3 separate regions of the Mus musculus genome follow, and all the other regions are linked to region 3. Evidence: chromatin loops called from intact Hi-C (ENCODE). Cell type or tissue: gastrocnemius. All regions are shown on one strand. Links, peaks and the distances in the headings refer to the core of each region. The heading gives the core; the rest is flanking DNA.

Evidence for each region. A loop is a pair of places that touch in the nucleus more often than their neighbours do. Peaks named below come from ENCODE experiments on the same cell type or tissue, not always from the same donor. Only the 100,000 strongest peaks of a DNase experiment are listed, where the experiment ranks them.
Region 1: a loop joins it to region 3, with 2.8 times the contacts of the local background. A loop is called at or near these places in 14 of 42 quality-filtered maps.
Region 2: a loop joins it to region 3, with 4 times the contacts of the local background. A loop is called at or near these places in 16 of 42 quality-filtered maps.

The regions. Positions count from the first base shown.
Region 1 is chr15:83,323,915-83,331,137 of GRCm38, forward strand. It overlaps Arfgap3 (ADP-ribosylation factor GTPase activating protein 3), which reads right to left. Exons shown (of 16, transcript NM_001357756.1): 6 at 6,605-6,692; 7 at 3,691-3,750; 8 at 190-239. Among named protein-coding and RNA genes, the nearest start is that of Gm51290, 14 kb to the right of the region's middle. In gastrocnemius, for the core only: no CTCF peak of the experiment used is centred there; no DNase peak of the experiment used is centred there.
Region 2 is chr15:83,310,660-83,317,882 of GRCm38, forward strand. It overlaps Arfgap3 (ADP-ribosylation factor GTPase activating protein 3), which reads right to left. Exons shown (of 16, transcript NM_001357756.1): 10 at 3,681-3,809; 11 at 2,810-2,953. Among named protein-coding and RNA genes, the nearest start is that of Gm32788, 17 kb to the left of the region's middle. In gastrocnemius, for the core only: a CTCF peak has its summit at 4,483 (motif pointing left); no DNase peak of the experiment used is centred there.
Region 3 is chr15:83,206,234-83,213,456 of GRCm38, forward strand. No RefSeq gene overlaps it. Among named protein-coding and RNA genes, the nearest start is that of Cyb5r3, 38 kb to the left of the region's middle. In gastrocnemius, for the core only: CTCF peaks have their summits at 3,056 (motif pointing right) and 4,148 (motif pointing right); a DNase peak (open chromatin) is centred at 4,175; H3K4me3 peaks cover 858 bases; H3K27ac peaks cover 737 bases.

The DNA.
Region 1 (7,223 bases), core at 1,211-6,210, 120 kb after region 3:
CAGGGGAACGCCAGGGCCAAAAAGGGGGAGTGGGTGGGTAGGGGATTGGGGGGGGTATGGGGGACCTTTGGGATAGCATTGAAAATGTAAACGAGGAAAATACCTAATTTAAAAAAAAAACACAGGAGAAAGCACATTTCTAGTTCAAGAGCCAAACTCCTGTGTGTTTTTATATAACATGATACTTACTCCTTTTTTTGCTTGATTTGGCTTCTTTTTTATAATCGATGAAACCTCTGCTAAAAAAAAAAAATTCAAGTCAGATCTGTAGAAACCATAAGTGGCTCCCCTGCTGGAGTGAGTGGTATAAATGTGCCTTGTTTGTTTGAGGTCTGCGTGTTCTCAGGCTGGGGCGTTGTCAGCAGTGTCGGGGTAAAAGCCATGCTGCACCCCGAGTCACAGCAGCCTTCTCTGCTCAACACCACACTGGAGTCTGAGCTCCCGGGAGGCGCTTCTCCACAGCAGTTTAAAAACGCTCTTCTGTGAGATAGTTCAGGAGGAGAGGGGCTTGCTGCCAAGCCTGGTCACCTGACTTTGATCCCAGGGACCCATGTGGTGGGCTCCCGCAAGCTGTCCTCTGACCTCCACACATGCCAGGATACGTATCCCTCCACAGATAAATCAAATGCAATACAATATTTTTTAAAAAGGAATCATCTCTCCTATTCAATTATATGCATCAAAAACTTCAAGCATGGCTGCCACCAGGTGAGAAGGGGCGCGGGCCTGGGTCCAGCCCTCCAATGCTTACTGGACTGCTCGGCAGAGGGGGCATCTGGCTGCATGCAAACCTGTGTACATCTGTGTGCTTGGTACTGACAAGGGCCAGAGGGAGGCATCAGACCGTCTGAGAGCAGGCTCACAGATGGTTGTGAGCGCTCAGCCTGGGAACTGAACTCGGGTCCTCTGCAAGAGCAGTCAGTGCTCTTCCCCACTGTGCCATCTCTCTGGCCCTGTTACTGTGGTTTCTTTGGATCCCTTTTCTGCTGCTTGTGACCTCTTGGTTTCTACTCCCATCTTGAGCCCCGTTTGCTCTCCCTGTGCGGCCACAGGAAGCACTGTCACACCACATGCCATCTAAGCTCTGTCCAGCTGTGGTTCCAGCTACATTCAGTGACAGTTTCTGGCAACCTCTGTCATTTGCTCCCAGATGGAGACTGCCAGGGGGTGACATTGATAGCCTGGCACCCTACCAGCTTCAATCTTCAGATCACACCTACCCTGATTAAATACCACAGCTCCCTGGCCCCAGTGTGGACAGTTCCATTCCTCTATACAGCCTTACAAAGTTGACGAGGTGACTACAGTGTCTGTGGACAGTAGGGATCCCAGGGCTGTGCTGTGTGTGCCAGGATGTGACAAGTCCCACTCCTGACAAGAACCTTTCTTCTACTCCAATGCCCCAATGACCAGGTAACAACTGTGTCTTGTTTGTCTTTGATTCTTTCTTTAAAAAAAGATTTTGGTGCTGGGGACTGAACCCAGAACCTAAGAAATACTAATATAATAAGCAAGCACACTACTGCTGGACTATGTTCATGGTTCTAAGTTTCTTTGTGTGTGTTTTTGTTGCTAGGGTTAGATCACAGGGCCTTATACATGTTAGGCAAGTGCTCTGTCACCAAATTATTGTCACACATTCTTATTGTCATCTTCATCATCACTGTCACCACCACCTCCATCACCATTATCACCACCATCACTACCATCACCATCACCACCACCTCCACCACCTCCCCCACCACTGTTAGGTCTCAAGATCTCAGGCTGTTCATATGTCTAGAAAGGAGCTCAAATGGGACTACAGGATTTTTGGAGTTCAGATAAAAGCCAGCATAAAACTAATCCCCATATGCCAAAAGGAGTCATTTTCCTTACTTCTGGCAGAAGGGACACATGGCCCATCCACTGACATATACCTGTGTCTGCATATGAAAGCCCAGGTAGGGCCTCCAGGCTCCCTCAGTTCCTCAAGTACCTGTTAGACATTTCTGAGCCTCTACCCCATCTCCCCTCTGACTCCTGCGTCTGTATTATCCCCACCCCAGGCTCAATACACTGACTGGCTCTGGTTTTCTTGCCTTTTGCTCTCCCCCTGTGCATGAGTCTCCCTTTTCTTGCAGATAGCTCTGGCCATGTCCAGTCTGTTTCTTTTCCACGCTGTTCTGGACTCTTCCAGATGTCTCGGGTGTTCTCTTGTTCTTATTTATAAGACCTTTCCCTTAACCAAACCGTGGAGCACTCATGGCCATTCTTTACTGCACCCCTTGCATACACCACCACGGCCACCACCACCATCACCGCCACCGCCACCATCTCCTCCTCATCTTTCTTTTTTTTTTTTTTTTAAGATTTATTTTATTAATATATGTAAGTACACTGTAGCTGTCTTCAGACACTCCAGAAGAGGGAGTCAGATCTTGTTGTGGATGGTTGTGAGCCACCATGTGGTTGCTGGGATTTGAACTCTGGACCTTCGGAAGAGCAGTCGGGTGCTCTTACCCACTGAGCCATCTCACCAGCCCCCTCCTCATCTTTCTCCACTTCCTCCTCCTCCTCCTCCTCCTCCATTATATCCTTACCCCTTCATTGTCATGACCACCACCACTGCTCTGTGGCACTGGCAATCAATGCCAGCTGCAGCACAGGCAGGAGCTCAACCACTGAGGTATAATCAGCTCCTTAAAATCGCAGCCCAGCACTGCGTGGCACTAACTCATGGGCTACACTGTGCTTACTGACTAATGCACAGACCTTGCCATCAGCCTCTGAAACACAGGAAGCATCCTGTCGTTCAGTAGCCACCTCTTTTCCACCAAGACCTTCTTATCAACATTTGTAAAATGTCACAGAAATACACACTGTGTAGAGCTTCTTTAAATTGTCACTTTCTGCATCATTTTCAGTCAACAGTTATACATCCTGGTTTTAGAATTATGTTTTAGTGGCCTGGAAAGAATAAAACCTTGGGCTGGGGGTAGAGCTCAGCGGTAGAGCCCTTGCTTAGTATACATAAAGCCCTGGTTCCACTCCAATACACATGTGTGTACATACACACACACACACACACACACACACACACACACACACAGAGGCACGCACCTCTATGGTTGGGGAAAAAGCATGTAAATCCCCCACTGTAGCCCTGAGGATATACTAGCTCGGGAAATCAGTTGTGAAGGATGGCCAGGTGTGAAAATGACCAGGTTTGAAGAATGCCCAGATGTGAAGTCAGGTGTGAAGGATGGCCAGGTGTGAAGAATGCCCAGGTGTGACGTCAGCTGTGAAGGATCCCCATGTGTGAAGTCAGGTGTGACGGATGCCCAGGTGTGAAGTCAGGTGTGAAGGATGCCCAGGTGTGAAGAATGCCCAGATGTGAAGAATGCCCAGGTGTGAAGTCAGGTGTGAAGGATGCCCAGGTGTGAAGTCAGGTGGGAGGATGCCCACAGGGAACTCTATCTCCATTGCTCTGCTTTAGACTCCTTCTGCATCTGTTTCCCAACTCTGAGGAGTCTGACAAGTCTGATGAAAATAACCAGAAGGTTTAGTTATTTTCCGTTGATGTGGCTACATGGAAAAGCAGCTTTGCCTGGTAAAACTCAGGAACGGGTTCTATCAGGAAGTTGGACCACTTTAGGAACTGAGACAGATGCAGAATCAAAGATGGACCCAGGGCCCTGAGCATATTACCTGGTGCAGCCTTTCCAGGGGTGTTCAGACCTTCCACGCTTGGCCCTTGTCCTGGCCCACCTGAAAGTGTGAAATGCTGATGTTAATGTAGAAAACACTCTTGGCAAATCCTCTTCCACATGGCTTCTGTGTTTCCACCTTACCAGGTCAGTCCCCGTGCTGTGCAGCTCCATGGTCTAGTCCATCATTACAGCTGTTTATGGTGCACATGCCAAGCCGGTGCTCTCACTGAGCTACAACCCCACTCCTCAGCATCAGTAAGACATAATTACCAGGGAAACCAGGCTGCCTGAGCTCAGAGTGCTGGGATTAAAGGTGTGAGCCACCATGTGGACCTTATTATTTTGTTTTGTTTGTTTTTTGAGTCAGGGTTTCTCTGTGTAGCCCTCGCTGTCCTAGAACTCACTCTGTAAACCAGGCTGGCCTCAAACTTAACAGATATGCCTGCCTCCTGAATGCTAGGATTAAAGGTGTGTGCCACCATGTTCACTTTTTTTTTAAGATTTATTTATTATATCTAAGTATACTGTAGCTGTCTGTCTTCAGACACACCAGAAGAGGGCATCAGGTTGTGAACCACCATGTGGTTGCTGGGATTTGAACTCAGGACCTTTGGAAGAACAGTCAGTGCTCTTAACCTCTGAGCCATCTCTCTAGCCCCCCATGTTCACTTTTAAAATACATTTTTCTTTTAGGTTGACAGAATAATATGTACTTATGAGACAAACTGTAATACTTCAACACATGTGTACAGTGTGCAGTGGTCATGTATCATATCAAACACCGCCACCTCTCTCTGGGAGACATATCTGAAAGATCTCTGCTATTAGGCAATCAATGCTAACAGCTTTAAGCATGTTAAGATGCTGCAAAGCATGGCAGTCATTCCCCTATCCAACTAGACCCCTGGCTCTGTCACCTCCCTCCCCATGAGCCTTGTCATAAGCAATTTGACTTAGAAGTGCTGTAAGCACTCTGTGCTGGTGTCCTCCTGCAGCTGCAGCCCCAGGAGGTGGAAGCAGGACACCAGAAGTCCACACTCATCCTCAGCAATAGAGCATGCGTGAGAAAACCTGAGCGATAGGGGTCCAGAGAGAGAGAGAGAGAGAGAGAGAGAGAGAGAGAGCAAGAGCGAGTGAGCTACTAAATGCAAATGCATTTTTAAAACATTGGTTTTATAGAATGAAATTTAGTGGGTTTTTTTTTTTAAATATCATGGTTTATATTTTGCTTTGTTCTTGGTTTTGTTTTTTGAGACAGGTGGTTTTTTTTTCTTTCAATAATACCATTCACTGTCCTGTTTTGTAATTGTTTTGGACAGAGTTTCATATAGCTTGGGCCAGCCTTGAACTCCCTATGTAGCCAAGGATGGCACTAAACCCTGATCTTCCTGCCTTTACCGAAGTGCTGAGACAGAAGACATGTGCCACCACTCTGGACTCAGTTTACAGTGAGGCACTGTTTTACTAAGGGCACATGGACAACATACTCCCCTCCACGGGGACACATGTCACATGCAACCCACATTATCTCCAGAACAAGGCATACTGTGCTAGGCCAGAGACAAAGTACAGCTGTGCTGGGCGTGGCCAATGGCAGCACCTGGAGCTGCATCTCCAGGAGAGAAGGCATGATGGGAATGGGGGAAGATGCCAGGTGGACTCCTGCCTTCCTCCAAGGTGGCTCAATCACAGGATGCGAAAAAGAAACCCACAGGTTGTAAGCCATGGATGAAAAGCAGCCACCGACTGTCCACTGCTCTCCCAGGAAACAGAGATCTGCACTGAGGCCTCTGGAGCCGCTCTCTCCTAACACCCTTCCCATGACAGACAGCACTGACTTCAAGTCATTGCAGACACTAACTGTGTCCCCAAGCCAAGGGCTGGTACTGAGCCTCCACAAGCCAGCGTGTGTCCTTCCTGTTTTCCACATCCCAAGTTCACTGCTTGGCTGTCAAAGTACATTTTATTGTTAATTTACTAAAACATTTCGGCCTATAAAAGATACTCAGTTTTAAAACAGAAGGGGCAGCTATGCACACCACTTAGGTCATTTCTAATGCATATGTGATTGACAACATATTTACAATAGATGCACAGCCGGGTGTGGCAGGGCACACCTGTAACCTAAGCACTCAGGAGGCAGAGCGGGGAGGATCAAGAGTTCAGCTATCCTCAGCAACCTCGTGAATTTCCGGACAGTCTGGGCTACGTGAGACTCTGCCTCAAAAACCAATAAATAAATACAGTTCTACAATACATATAATAAGTATGTGTGACTTATTAACTGTGAAATATTTATTACTTTTAAAACTGAAATATTACCAGGCATGGGAGTGCAATGCCTTTAATCTCAGCATTGCTAAGGCACAGGCAAATGGAGCTCTGCAAATTCACGGCCAGCCTGGTCTACATAGAGAGTTCTAGGCCAGTTAGGGCTACACAAGGAGACAATGCGTAAAACAAAACAAAAACAACAAAACAACCAACCAACCAAACAAACACAACTAGATTTGGAAAAGAATCCTGAAATCTTGTTTTCCAGTTATAAAAGTCCACACTTCGGTACTAGATCATTGAAGCAGAAACTAGTTTTGTTTTGTTTTTGTTTTTTCGAGACAGGGTTTCTCTGTGTAGACCAGCCTGTCCTGCAACTCACTTTGTAGACCAGGCTGGCCTCGAACTCAGAAATCAGCCTGCCTCTGCCTCCCAAGTGCTGGGATTAAAGGCGTGCGCCACCATGCCCGGCAGAAACTAGTAATCCAGCTGTCCTCTAGTTAACACCTTAGTGGGGGCCTTCTAGAAAGCCTCCTGAGTCCATGGGCTAACACAACAGGTTTCTATGGTAACTACAGCAGTTTCATCTTGACCAGGAGACCACAGGACATTGCTCTAGAGTTACTCCACAGACTTACCTTCATGTTTTTCTGGAGTGGTTTCCAAGCCCCACGGTGTTGAAGAGGCTGACTCTGGCTGTGCGGATGCCTGCATAGCACCACTGACCTGCAGCAGGTGAGAGAAGCCATTAGCTGGCAGGAAAGCAAGGACTCCCCACTAAGGCAAACCAGCATGGGGGTGGGAGGATGTTAGCAGTGCAGGGCCTCTTCTGAGCATGGGTATCTGTCCTCAGCCCCGCCTCAATATTCACACACACTCTCTCTCTCTCTCCCTCTCTCCCTCTCTCTCTCTCTCTCTCTCTCACCCTTTTTTATTTGTTTTGAGACAGTCTCATGAACCTCAGACTGGCCTAGAACTTGGTATTGTGGCAGAAGATGACCCTGAACTTCTGCTTTTTCTCCTTTTACCTGCCCAATGACTACAGATTGGATTACAGATGACCAAGACCTAGTGTATGCAGTGTTGGGGTGGGGATAGAACCCAGGTCCCCATGCTTGTTCTAGCCAGTATGTGACCAACTGAACTACATTCCCAGGCTCCTCCCTTCTAGGGAATAAATCTTGGAATTGTTGTTGTTGTTTTGAGATACGATCTTGCTTATGTAGCCCTGGCCAGCCAGCCTCAAACTCACTTTAT
Region 2 (7,223 bases), core at 1,513-6,512, 100 kb after region 3:
TGGTCAGTTGCGATGCCCTGTGGCATAGCTAAGAGGAGGTTGGTTGGTCCCTCAGATAGGGAGGGGCTGAGATAGTCAGGTTCTTGTCAACAGTGAAACTCTTGGGCTTAGTGTCGAGGAGATCAGCACAATGCCAGGGCAGGAATGTTCCCCACCTACCTGAGTAAGAAAACCATCTGGCCTGCAGAGAGAGCACTGGGGCTCCTTTAAATTGCAAAAGAAGATGCCACTTGTCCTGAGCAGTCCACACATGGGGTCTTCCCTACTCCTCATTCACTCACAAGGGACTCTCTGCTCTGGTACCCTATGGGGGGTCCCCAGTCACTCACAGACAACGCTCTACGCCAGCCAGTCTGCCCAGGCATCAGTCTCATGCCAGGACCCAGCAGCTCTCCCCGCCACTGACCTTCACCCAGCATGGGCTTTGATTTCTGGGCCCTTCTTCTCCACGAGCTTTTCCTTCATGCTGGCCCTCACCCTGCATCTTCCTCCCCTCTGAACGCACCCCTGCAGTTCCTGTCAAAGCCCCTAACAGCACATTGCCCTGCTGTCTGTCACATCCCCCACCAAAAGCCATTTGGACTCCATGGGGCTCAGCAAGGCAGTCGTTCTCATTATTCTGAATGCACTACTACAATAATGCATCATTTTCAGTCTGGAAAGAACACTACGAACACCATGCAAGGATATGTCCCCCTTGCTTAATAGAAACAGCAGCACTCTTTCATAATTCACAATATGCAAGTTCTAATGGCTGATGAATAATTTGGAAGCAGTAAAAGCACTCTATGGCACAGATATGCTGGCTTTCAGAGTGTGTTTGCTTCACCTCTGGTGCCAAAGCACCTCACTCAACCCTGCTATGTCACTGTGGTCATCAAGGGAACTAGAGGGATGATTCTGTCCCTAGACAACCCACAGCTCACCATCCACACGGCACCAAAATCTCTCTGCTCTACGCCATTTACCCCCAGGTTTCAAACTGAAATGGGTCCCTGGCACAGCGGCCTTTGTGGCTGACCCTTCTGATCGAGCCAAGGAAGAGAGAGGTTTCTGGAGGCTCCAAGGCATATATAAAGGTTGACCCTGAACACAGACAGTATCCTGTTATAGGGGACCTGCACAGGTCACTCCAGTGCCCTTCAGCCCAGCTCACCACCCACCCAGCATCAAAGTCTCCCTGTTCTCCATCTGAACACCATTTGCCCTCAGGTTTCACACTGAGGAGCTGACCCTGGCACAGAGGCTTTTAAGCCTTTGGCACTGACCCTTTTAAATGAGTCAAGATGTTTCTGAAGGCTCCAAGGCCCCGCTCGAGTTCCTTCCTCTGTGACCTGAGATTGTGGTGATGGGAAATGTTCCACTCAGCTGGAGACCGTACCCAGAACCCTTTCTCTCACCAGCCCTGCTATCCAAGCACAGAACTGGCTCTCTACACCACCCTCTACAGGCATCACTACGGAGCAGGGAAGTCACCAAGAGGTGGGGAGAGGCGAGGTTCTTCAGCCCCAGTCCTGCCCTCGTTAAAACCAAACGTGAAAGGATCTGATGTGTGGTTTCCAGGTCCGATCACAAACTTGAATTTCTCCTCCATGAGATGTACTTCCTTTTTCTCAGCTGGCACTGTATAGACAGAGCCATGTATGCTGCTGAGGCATAGGCAGGTTAGAGAGGGGCAGGCAGCCTCTGGCCAGGCCAACAAGGAGCCATGGATCCGTCAGCTATCTTTCTAAAATATTGAGACTCAAGTAACTTTGAGCTGTGCTTAAAATCAGGGAAAGAGCTGTCTGTGCAGTGCACAGGAGCCTGGATAGGAAAGTGAACCCTTTCACAGTTGATGATAGATACCATAACCTATGACGATTCTACCTACCCAATCCGTGTCTGCTGGCCCTGTGACACCAGGATGGCTGTGTGACTGTGGCAGCACGGTTACTGATAGAGGTGTCCTATCCTCACCAACTCTGGCTGTGAAAGGGTCCTGAATTGTTAATGCACCGCCCAGCTGCCCAATCACAGAGCCACATGCCTGGCTGAGTTCACAAGCTACAGGAGAAGCCGGACAGCAGAAGAGCATTGTACTCTGCGGTGCCTCAGTTCTCCCTATGGATCCCAAAAGGCAGGCACCACCAGGACTCTTCACTTAGACAAGGAAGCTGCAGCATGGAGCACTTTAGTGACTGTTGGTCATTGCTATGTGGTTCCTATGTGGCATGGCCGGCACTCAACCCGGGCTCCAGCTTTCTGTTCCTACATGCTATGCCAAAACCATCCCAATTTCCTGTAAAGTCAGCTTCTGGGTGACCCTGACAACACGACTCTATTCAAGTTGACACTTGTCCTCAACTGCAATCAGCCTTATGCCAGTCACAGGTTTTGCCCCAGCAGACTGTAGACACAAAAGGACAGGACCAGGCTGTCCTAGTTCCATGGGTTCCCCTCAGAACAGTCATGGCTTTCATGAATAGACTCATATACAAATGCCATTCATACTGGATTTGATGGCAGCTTCCAGAAGCCAGTGTTCTACCACAGAAGCTGCTGAGGGTCGGGGCGTACTCCAGCCCTTGCCCTGGAGACAGACCTCTTCACTTCTCACAGTACACAGCACACCTTGCCTATCTCTAATTTTAGACCTCAGTTTTTAACTGTATCAACAAACATTTTCCTAGCTGTAAGCATGGCTCCCTACACTGTTTCCCCAGCCTTTGTTCCGGCAGCACACAGACGCTTGTCAGCCAGAGCTCTCAGATGGTGCCAGGCACCGGTCTGTCCTGGCTCCCAAGGCCGATCTTTAACACCCCCATACCTGCTGCTCTGCTCAGACCACTTGGAGCTGGAGCTGAAGTACGAGTCCTCTGGGTCCTCCTGGTACTTCCTCCTCGGCTTTGCCAGTGTGGGCGACTCCTGCTCAATGGTCTGCATGTCTGAAGTCACCGAGTGGGAGATGCCACTTGAAAGGACAGAGTAAAACAGGAATTATTACATCACTGGCTTCCTAAAGGCTTTCCGTCCTACCAAATGAAAGGATCTTTTGAGCACACTCTGAACAAACACAAGAAGACCAGGAGGGCTGGGAGCTCAGTTTGAACTTTGGAAACTGGAAGCCATTGTGAGGGCTGGGCTGCCAGGAAGATAGCCGCATGCAAAGAGTGTGCCCGTGGCGAACAATCCGGTGCACACTTCATGGAGACTCACACCTATTTTATTCTCTCCAAGAACCATGTGTGCCACTTGTCACCACCACACACGCACTTGTGCGCGCATACACACACACACACACACACACACACACACACACACAAAACCCTGTCTCATATAGCCTAGGTTAGCCTTGCTATATAGCCTAGGCTGGCCTTAAAGTTCCTGATCTTCCTGCCTCTGCCTCCTGAGAGCTAGGATTTGAGGGACAAGCCACTAAGCTTCAACCCATTCCCTATTGATTGGTTGTTTTGAGGCAACAAGCACCCTTGGGCGCAGAATGGCCTTGAGTGGATCCCCAGCCTTGGTCTCCAGCCCAGGGCTTGGTGCACGCTGCACCCATGAAGCTCCAGCCTTCGCCATACTGTACTAAATAGCTCAGCAAAGCAAATGGCGAGGAAGTGGAGAGTACTGAGGAAATGAGCCCCGGGGCCGACCCTTCACTGTGAGCAGACTGCCCCGGGCCCTGCAGACCCTACCTCCTGCAGCTTCCAAAGCCCATGCCCAGCCGCTCGGCTTCCACCTTCTTCTGGCCACTCAGGTTCAGTCTTTCATCTTTCTTCCTGCTGATTTCCAGATCCTTGTAGGCCAGTCGCAAGGACGAAACACTGCCGGGGAAAGCACACCCTTTTAGCCCAGCTTCAAACACTGTGGCCTTGCATTGAAATCACAGGCAGTCTGGAGACTGTAACTCCTGCTTCAGCTCCAGACAAGGGCTTTCCAGTCTCTCAAACACAAGCTCAGGTCTCTCTTACCTCCCCACAGGGTCCTCCCTCAGCCTGACATCAGAGGACACTTCCCTGGGACACACCAGTGCAGGAGGATAGTCCTCCTTATCCGTGTTGTTTAAGAAGAACATATGGGAGCTACCACCGATAACTCCACCTCCAGGTGCCCTCTTTTGACCTTGGAAGGCACCTCTGCAAGAACACGCAAACTCCCACATATAGATAGACAGCATACATCCAATTAATTCTTTTTAATTAAAAAATGAAACTATATCTAAAGTTGATTTCATAAACATATAATCATTAGTTGCATTTCAAATAATTTCCTGTAGGTGTCTTTATGTATCACACTTCTGAGAGCATTTAAATGGATAGTCACTACCTATCCAGCCAAGGTCTTTAGCTTTAAAACCATTTATTAGGTGCTAGAGAGATGGCTCAGTGGTTAAGAGCACTGACTGCTCTTCCAGAGGTCCTGAATTCAATTTCCAGCAACCACATGGTGGTTTATAACCATTTGTAATGGGATCTGATGCCCTCTTCTGGCTCGCAGGTGTACATGCAGACAGAGCATTCATAAACAAACAAATCTAAAAACACTGAAAAAAGGAAACATTTATTAGGCTGGGCATGGTGGCACACACCTTGAATCCCAGCACACAGGAGGTAGATCTCTGAGTTTGGTCTAGAGAGTGAGTTCCAGGACAGCCAGGGCTACACAGAGAAACCCAACTATTTTATTATTATTGTGTGTACACATGTTCTGGGGGGGGTGCAGTTGGGGGTATATATATGTCATGGTGTGTATGTGTGTGAGTGTGTGTATCTGTCTCTGTCTCTCTCTGTGTGTTATAGATCAGAAGACAACTTGTGGAGTCACCTCTCTCCTGGGGATTGGACTCAGGTTATCAGCCTGCACAGCAAGCACCTTAACCTGCTGAGCCATCCCACCAGCCCGCCATAGTGTGAGCACTGCCAGCTGTACTCTTATTTGGAAGGTGTGTGCACACTGCCCTTGCTCTGCCTGCAGCAGCAGGAACAGCGGTATGCAGCAAGTGATGCCACTGCCGTGGGAAGTGACAATCCACCTACCATCTGCTTCCCAAAGCCCTGGACAGTGCCAGGACCCCTCACCAAAAAGGCCCTGTTAGAACCTGAGGCAAAGGTGACTCCTGTGGCGTAGCAGGGAAGACAATGTCTTTCTCGGGAAACTATAGCTGGTTTTGATCTTTGCTTCTTGTAACAAGACATGGGATTTCTTGGGTTAGCTCTGACCCGGCAGGTGTCTTTTTTCTTTAACTCTCTTAGTATCGTTTTCCTTAGCAAACCAACGGTGAAACATCAGGTGTCTTTAGCATCACTACCTGATCAAACTGTGGCACCAGACCCTCTGGAGACAACAGAAGAGCTATGAAGACCATGGTGAGGTCCTCTTAGTACTCCTGACATGGGACTGTCCTGGCTCTCAGGGATGCTCTCCTCTCTGTTAAGGTTGGGCTGTCAGATGCTCAGAAGCAGGCAGCGTAGCCAGCCAGGATGAGGCACTGCCAAGGCCTTTAGCTTTGCAGTGTGACAGTGCCGGGCCTGCCGCCTGCTCCAATGACCCCTCAACTGTAACTTCATAATCACTAGAAACCTCAGCTTCCAGAACAGCACCCTCACTTGCTCCAAGGGGTGAGACAGTACAGCGCTGTACAGCACTGACGGTGGTCAATCACATGACGTCCTGGAGAAAGGCAACAAAGTTGCCAATTGGGTTCCCAAGTAAATCACTCTTTCCCAGAGGCTTCCTGCATGGCTGGCAAAGCCTCTACCCACAAGCTACAAGCCAAGCCCTTGTATCAATGTGTTTTCAGTGAATCCTAATGGCACATGGAAGGTGGGTGTAGCCAGCATCCCATGCTACTCTCCCTGTGTCCTGCCTCTCCAACCACCTGACCACACAAAGGAGGGCGTGGGCGCTTCTCAAGGCTCTTGTTGGCACCAGGCTTCTGACTTTACCTCAAGCCCCAGCAGCACAGGCTTTCCAACAGCCAAGCTAACCTGCCTCTGTCCAGGTCAGAAACCAATGAAAAGAGAGAAATTCAAGTCAATTCTCTGTTCCTATGATAGAGAAAGTCTGTCTACACAGGTTAGTGCTGCCCCTGGTGTTCTGAGAGCTGAACAGGGAAATAACAACTTTGAACCATCTGGGCTTACCCTCTAAGTTTCACTCAGCAAACCATCATTAGCACTAATGGGAACAAGTTACACTGGCCAAGCACCCACTGTGTGCTGGTCACACTGATTGAACGCCTACTGTGCTCCAGGTACTGTTGTCAGAATTTCAATAAATGTCATCTAAGTTGAACCTTGAACGAACCTCACAAAATAGGGTTATTTCCCTCATTATACATCGGACTACAATTCCAGCTAAAGCAGATAAAAAACACATGAAGACAAGAGACGCTCAGAAGACAATCCATGTAGAAACAAGACTCTATGGAAGAGAGTCTACAAAGAAACAAGATTCCACAGGAGACAGTCCACACAGAAACAGGACACCACTGAAGACAGTCCACACAGAAACAAAACATCACAGGAGACAGACTACACAGAAACAAGCACCACAGAAGATAGTTCACACAGAAACAGGACATCGCCAAAGATGGTCTACACAGAACCAAGACTCCACAGAAGACAGTCCTCACAGAACCAAGACTCTAGGGAGGACAGTCCATACAGAAACAGTCTTTACAGAAGATACTCCACACAGAAACAATCACCACAAAAGAAAGTCCACAGAGAAACAGGACATTCCAGAAGACAGCCCACACAGAAACAGGACATTACAGGAGACAGCCCACACAGAAACAAGCAACATAGAAGACAGTTCACAGAGAAACAAGACTTCATAGAGGACACTCCACACAGGAACAAAACATCACAGGAGACAGTCCACACAGAAACAAGCAGTGGAGAAGACAGTCCATACAGAAACAAGACTCTGCAGAAGACAGTCTACATAAAACCAAGACTCCATAGAAGATACTCCACACAGAAACAATCACCACAGAAGATAGTTCACACAAAACCAAAATATCATATAAGACAATCCACACAGAAAGAAGACACCACAGGAGACACTCCATACAGAAACAAGGTTTTACAGGAGACATTCCACACACCAACAAGGCTCCATGGAAGACAGTCCACACAAAAGCAAGATTCCATGGAAGACACTCCACACAAAAGCAAGATTCCATGGAAGACACTCCACACAGAAATACGATTTTACAGGAGGCCGTCCACACA
Region 3 (7,223 bases), core at 1,523-6,522:
AGAAAAAAAAAATTAAATGAAGTTTAAGGTGATTCTTAGCTACTTTTAGTGTGTATTGAAGCCAACCTGGGCTACATAAGACCTTGTCTCAAAAAATTAAGAACAACTGGGCAGTGGTGGCGCACGCCTTTAATCCCAGCACTTGGGAGGCAGAGGCAGGTGGATTTTTGAGTTCGAGGCCAGCCTGGTCTACAGAGTGAGTTCCAGGACAGTCAGGGCTACACAGAGAAACCCTGTCTCGAAAAAGCAAACAAACAAACAAAACAAAAAACAAAACAAAAAAAATTTAGTAACAGGATAGAATAGAATGAGATTGGTCCCAAAATTATTGGGGTTGCTTCTGGTGTCCACTGTCTTAGTCAGTGGATTTCTTTGTTGTTGTTGTTGGTTGGTTGGTTGGTTTTTTTGAGACAGGGTTTCTCTGTATAGCCCTGGCTGTCCTGGAACTCACTTTGTAGACCAGGCTGGCCTCGAACTCAGAAATCTGCCTGCCTCTGCCTCCTGTGTGCTGGGATTAAAGGTGTGCGCCACCACAACCGGCAGTCAGTGGATTTCTATTGCTGCGCTGAAACACTGAGACCAAAAAGCAAGTTAGGGAGGAAAGGGTTTGGCGTACGCTTCCATATTGCTGTTCGTTATTGAAGGAAGTCAGAATAGGAACTCACACAGGGCAGGATCCTGGTGACAGGAGCTGATGCAGAGGCCATGGAGGGTGCTGCTTACTGGCTTGCTTCCTGTGGTTTGATCAGCCTGCTTTCTTATAGAACTCTTATAGGATTACTACTAGCTTAGGGATGGCCCCGCCCACTATGGGCTGGGCCCTCCTGCATTGATCACTAATTGAGAAAATGCCTCACAGCTGGATCTCATGGAGGCATTTATTCAACCAAGGCTCCTTTTGCTGATGACTCCAGCTTGTGTCCAGTTGACACACAAACCAGTACACTCACCTATCCCCACCCCCACTCCATTGCTGGCCATTCTGTGTATCCAGGGCAGCCAGATTTACCACCTAGATGCTAAGGGCACTGCTCTGGCCCCACCTCTTGAAACACACTTACACAGGTAGTCAGAACTCCTGGAAGCAGTGATATTTCCAAAACGAAGAGATCCCAACAGCCCAGAAGGCTGCTCATGAAAGGAGCTAGATGAGCCACCTCAGCATATGCTGAGCTGATGCACTGGGGACTCAAGCTGGAGCTCTTCAGAAAACACCCGTGATTCTTTTCTTCCTTTCTTTTCTTTTCTTCCTTTCTTTCTTTTTTGGTTTATTTCAAGACAAGGTGTCTCTGTATAGCCCTGGCTGTCCTGGAACTCACTCTGTAGACCAAGCTGGTCTCAAACTCAGAAATCCACCTGCTTCTGCCTCCCAAGTGCTGGGATGAAAGGCGTGCACCACCACTGCCCAGTGAGCATCCTTCCAAGAAGCCTGTCCTTTGTGCATTGGGCTGGACTAGAGCCTTGGCTGCAGTGGTTGCTCAAGGCTTGAATAAGGAGCTCCTGGGAGTCCATATCTGCCCCCAGCTTCCAACCCTGCCCTCAAGTGAGTCCTCCTCCTGATAATTCCCTACTCCAGCCCAGATGTCCACTCCTTCATGCATGAAAGAGTTGCTCTGTCTGAAAAATTGTTATCATCTTTGTGGGTTTCACCCCACAGACACAGAAAGTTATTTTATTTTTTTCAGACAGGGTTTCTCTGTGTAGTCTGTCCTGGAATTTACTTTGTAGACCAGGCTGGCCTAGAACTTACACAGTAGACCAGGCTGGCCTAGAACTCAGAGACCCATCTGCCTCTGCCTTCCCAGTGCTGGGATTTTTAAAAGGCATGAGTCACCAACCTCCAGCAAACTTTTTTTTAAAAAGGTCTATTTATTTATTATATCTAAGTACACTGTAGCTGTCTTCAGACACACCAGAAGAGGGTGTCAGATCTCATGATGGGTGGTTGTGAGCCACCATGTGGTTGCTGGAATTTGAACTTAGGACCTCCAGAAGAGCAGTCAGTACTCTTAACTACTGAGCCATCTCACTAGCCCCTCCTCTTCCCCCAAGCAAACTTTTTAAAAATGACATTTATTTATTTTCTTCTGTGTTGGGGAAGAGGGTCTGGGCCTGTGTAAGGAGGACAGTGTGTTACAGCTCTGAGGGGAAAGGCTTCCCCAGTGGAAAGACTGAAGCTCTGATGGGGGAATGTATCCTGGCATTCCAGAGCCAAGGAATATCATATGGTCACACCATACAAGGAACCTTATACAGAGATTTATCAGAAAAGACCCAGAGGGTGGCTGCCTCTGCTTACATGAAAAGCCCCAAAGAGCTGAGCAAGAGACAGATGTATACAGGGTTTCTCGGGGGTAGAGTTTTCCAGGGTGGAAATTTCCAGAGTGGGGCTTTAAAGGCAAGCCCAGGGATTTATGGTTTTCCAGCTCAGGAATTGGTAGGTTTTAATGAGTTCCTTTACTTTCCAGACAGATACGCCAGAGGGTGTGGTATATATGTTGGGGTCCAGCTGTGGTTCATCTCCTCTGTTTTCTCTTTTTCAGGATGTCCAGATGTCACTGTACACCAGGTGGGCTCTGCAGGATCCTGGTCCAGCTGGGAGTGTGTGTGTGTATGTGTGTTTTGTGTGTGTGTGTGTGTGTGTGTGTGTGTGTAGGCCTTCTCTTACAGTCTTCAATGAAACAGCTCTTGAAACAGTTTTAGCTTGTGCACAAACCAATGGGTGAGCTTGTACTCCTATACTTTATTTGGGGTAAACCAGGGCGATATGAACCTTAAAGAGTGGGAAGGGCTTCTTCTTAGGGTGAAGTTTCACTGGCTGAGGCTTAAGGTTTCTCATTTTCATGGAGAGGGGTTCCAGGGAGTTGAACCTGTAATTTCCCCGTAATTACAGTTACATTCCCCAGGTAGAGTGTAGATTGGGCTCTCCAGATCAGGCAGAGAAGAAGTCCAGCAAAGAAAAGGGAGTCCTTGTTTTGTTTTGTTTTAAGATTTATTTATTTCATGTATGCGAGTACACTGTCACTGTCTTCAGACACACCAGAAGAGGGCATCAGATCCCCATTACAGATGGTTATGAGCCACCATGTGGTTGCTGGGAAGAGCAGTCAGTGCTTTTAACCCCTGAGCCATCATCTCTCCAGCCCAGGAGTCCTTCATTTTGTGCTGAGCTCAAGAAAGCTGTCTGGACACTGTAGACTACTACAACCCTAGTAATGAGGTGCAACATCAGGACCACTTCTGCAATGGGTTATCACATCCAGAATGGTGGGAGGAGGGGTGCCTGTGTCACAGATATCTCAGATTACAGTCTGCGGCTGTTCTCCCTGTCTTTCCTCCCCTCCCTCCCTTACTACTTCCCTGCCTTCTATTCCCTTCTTTACTTTCCACCATTCCGTCTTTGCTGTGTAGCTTTGGCAGCTGTGTGCTGCCTGCTAGGATGCTTTGAAGACTGTGATATCCACGAGTTGGGCAGCATCTCGTTCTGTAAAACAGAACATACGAAGAGACTGGCTGGGCAGAGGAGGTGGACTCTACAGGCAGGAAAGAGCCAAAGGAAGCAGAAGGAGGAGCAAAAGCAAATTGCTATTTTCAAGGTGGTTTTCCTAGCGGAGTTAAAACAGGGTGGGGGTGGGGACGTCCTATCACATCCCCCGCAGCCTCGGAGCCCCAAGGAACTGGACCCTCCGTTTGGGTGCTACGAACCTTGGATTAAGAGGCATTTATCTTGAGAGGTTTGCGCTTTGGTTTGGTTTGTTGAAGCTTCCTGTAGAATCTCAGTCCAAAACAGCAGCGACTGGACAATATTACCTCTGAGCATCCTTCTCTGTAGGAAATAGTCCCTGGCGTGTTCAAAGGGTGATGGAACCCAGAGCTACAGTTTAGCTGTGGTTCCCAGGTAGGGGGAATTTAGGAGGGCTAAGGGTGAGACTCCCTACTTTGGGGGGTGGGACGCGCCGGCGCTTTACACCCCATGAATAGCGGCAGCAGTGGGCGTCCAGATAGCTGTGTTTCGGGTCATCACAAACTGAAAATAAGTATTACGAACCAGAAGTAAAAAGGAGCCATGGAGATCATCAGCCTGGTTCAATTAAATCCTAGACGATCTCCACAGTTCCTTCTCTTTTCAGTTATACGCTTAGACTGGCAACAGGTGGCGCTGCCCAGTCCATTTTACTAGAACAGCCTCTATTTCTGATCTCCTATGTCGCTTCTACAAACAAGACGTCCCCGGGATGTCTGAAAGCACTGCCCAGAGGGTGTAAGTCTATCTAGCTCGGGGGTGAGGGGGGAATTTTGGCACAAAGCCGTGACCCTGTCTCTCCCATGCTCTCCCTGGGTGCTCTGAGGTTTGTGGTGAAAGCCAGGTCTTCATAGACTGCCGCAGCTGGGAGTGGCATTGGATAGCTCCGCTGGCAACCTGATTTCTGACTAGGCCTAGAACACCCCAGGTTCTCATCTGTCTCCAGTATGGACTAACAGACCCCACATGCAATTCTCTGTAAATTAGTCTTAGAACACTAAAGTTGCAGCCGGAAGTGGTGCCGCACCCCTTTAATCCCAGCACTGGGGAGGTAGAGACAGATACCTGAGTTCGAGGACAGCCAGGGCTACACAGCGAAATCCCACCTCCTTAGGGGAAGAATCCAGCCCAACTTCTCTGACATACCCAGGTAGACACAAGTCTATGATGTCCATGCCTGCTCTGCTCGTTGAAACCATTGCAAGTTGTAGACATTTGCAACATGCAAAATGATGCTGTGTAGTTTCATCCCCTCCATGAGTCCTGGGACCCCTCTTGTCGGCCCCTTCTGAGAAAGGGTCTTGTGTATTCTGGGCTGGTCTCAGCCTTGATATGTATCTGAGAATGACTTTGAATTTAGGGTTCTCCTGCCTTCACTTTCTGGGTGCTAAGATTACAGGATTACAGGTCTATGTCACCATACCCAGTTGAGACCTAGGACTTCTTGGTGGTAGTTCCAGGTTGGGATTTTGGGTCCCTGATGCAGCTGAGAACGCACAAGTCTTATGTTATCATCAGAGAGGTCAGAGTTGAAATCTTTATTACGATCTCAACAGCCCTGCCTTGTATGTTTTTGATATGGGTTTGGCTGAACCCATAAACGAGGAATCTTTGGTTACAAAGGCCAACAGTAGATCCAGGCATGTGGGCCAGTTTGTAGAATGTTTGCCTAGCATGCATGAAGCTCTGGGTTTGAACCTTATTCCTCCATAAAATAGGTATAGTTGGTGCGTGCCTGGAATCCTAGCACTTGGGGATGTGGGAGAGGCAGGGGAATAAGGAAACCAGACATCTTTGACTATACAATAAGCTTGAGGCCACCCTGAGCCACAAAAACAAAACTACTACAAAGCCAACTGTAAGCGTACCCAGCTCCAGGGTGCGCAGCTCCTGCTCGGGTCAGTTGCTCTGGGTAGTCAAGCTTTTCATGGGAAGTAGTTCCGTTTGCAGATAAAGAACTTGTCAGAATGGGAGGAAAACACAAAGAAAGAGGAAACTGGCCAAATGGGCAAGACCATGGCACAACAGAATGAACCACGGACACACGCAAGCACGCATGCATGACTGTCTCTTCGTGGAGATGGGCATCTGCCCCTGGGGAAGGGAGGTGGGAGAGGAGGTTACTGTCACTGTGATAGAAGTCAGCCTCTTTGCTAAACAGAGCAAACAGTGAAACGATACAGTTTCTACATCCACGCTGGGTGTCTACTTAAACCTCTCGTCGGCCTTCATCTCGCAAGTGCTGCGATTTCAGGAGTACACCACCATGCCTGGCTGTTCCTTTTTATCCCTGCCCACTTCCCTTCCTGCTGACCTTAAACTTGCAATCTTCCTGCCTGAGCAGAGACTGAAGCTGAGTGCCACCATGGCCAACTCTAACCTCCTTAATTTTACCTCAAATCCAAGTGTCTGAGTGATTCCTTTCTTGGCTTATAAGACTCCTTTGCTTCTTCTTATAGGCAGTTCAAAGATAGATGAATTTTTTTGTTTGTTCTGATATTTGGGGTGGGGTGGGGGTTGGGGAGGTTTCGAGACAGGGTTTCTCTGTATAACCCTGGTTGTCCTGGAACTCATTCTGTAGACCAAGCTGACCTTGAACTTAGAAATCCACCTGCCTCTGCCTCCCATGTGCTGGGATTAAAGGCTCATATCATATACCCCAGTCACACTCTTCTCCCACCCCTTTATATCAGCCCTCCACTCTTGCAACCTCTCTCCGTGCCCCCCCCCCAATAAAAATAAACATCTCAGGCTGGAGAGATGGCTCAGTGGTTAAGAATACCAACTGCTCTTCCAGAGGTCCTGAGTTCAATTCCCAACAACCACATGGTGGCTCACAACCATCTGTAATGGAGTCTGGTACCCTCTTCTGGTGTGCCTGAAGAGAGCAGTGGTGGTGTACTCATATGTATAAAATAAATACATCTTTAAAAAAAACATCTCACTGAGGAGGCTGTGGTGTGTCACACGGTATACCAAACAGGTTCACTTGCAAATGTTTATTGCAATTGAGTCATCGGTCTGGTCCGAGGCCTCTGGGTTCTGCTCCACTATCCACCCTTGATCTTAATCAAAAGGCTGGGAAGCGATCTGCTCCACTATCAGTACTGGATCCTCACCTGTGTCGTGGGGATCCTGCAGCTTTGGTTCTGCAGGACCAGGATCAGCCCCTTCACAAGCCCCAGCGGTTCGCAGATAGGAGGGATGCTGGAACGGGACAGCTCAGAGCCCTGGCTCCGGATCTGGTTGGGAGCTGAGTTGGTTTGCCCAACAGCTCTCCAGCATCCACACCACCAGGGCCAGCTCTCCTGACATGCCCCAGCTAGCTCACCTAAGACCGAAGCCAGCAAGGAGATGAGCCAGATTTCCTGCTCCTACACCCTTAGGGCAGCTCTCTGAGCCCAGGGCCACCAGGGCCAGCTCACTGTGCTGCCCAAGCCAGGTGTGGATCTGCTCTCCCAAGTGCTGCTGGAATTTAAATTCATTGACCAGGCTGGCCTTGTACTCATAGAGATCTGCCTGCCTCTGCCCCCTGAGTACTAGAATTAGAAAGGTGTGTAGCCCCCATGCCCTGCACAGCCTGAGGGAACTGTAACCCCAGAGGGTGCTGTGGCTGGCATGAGACTCAGCTGCCAAAATCCACATGTGTCTGCTTGGTCTGCTCATATCTCACTTGTTGAGATGGCTCACTACCTCATGA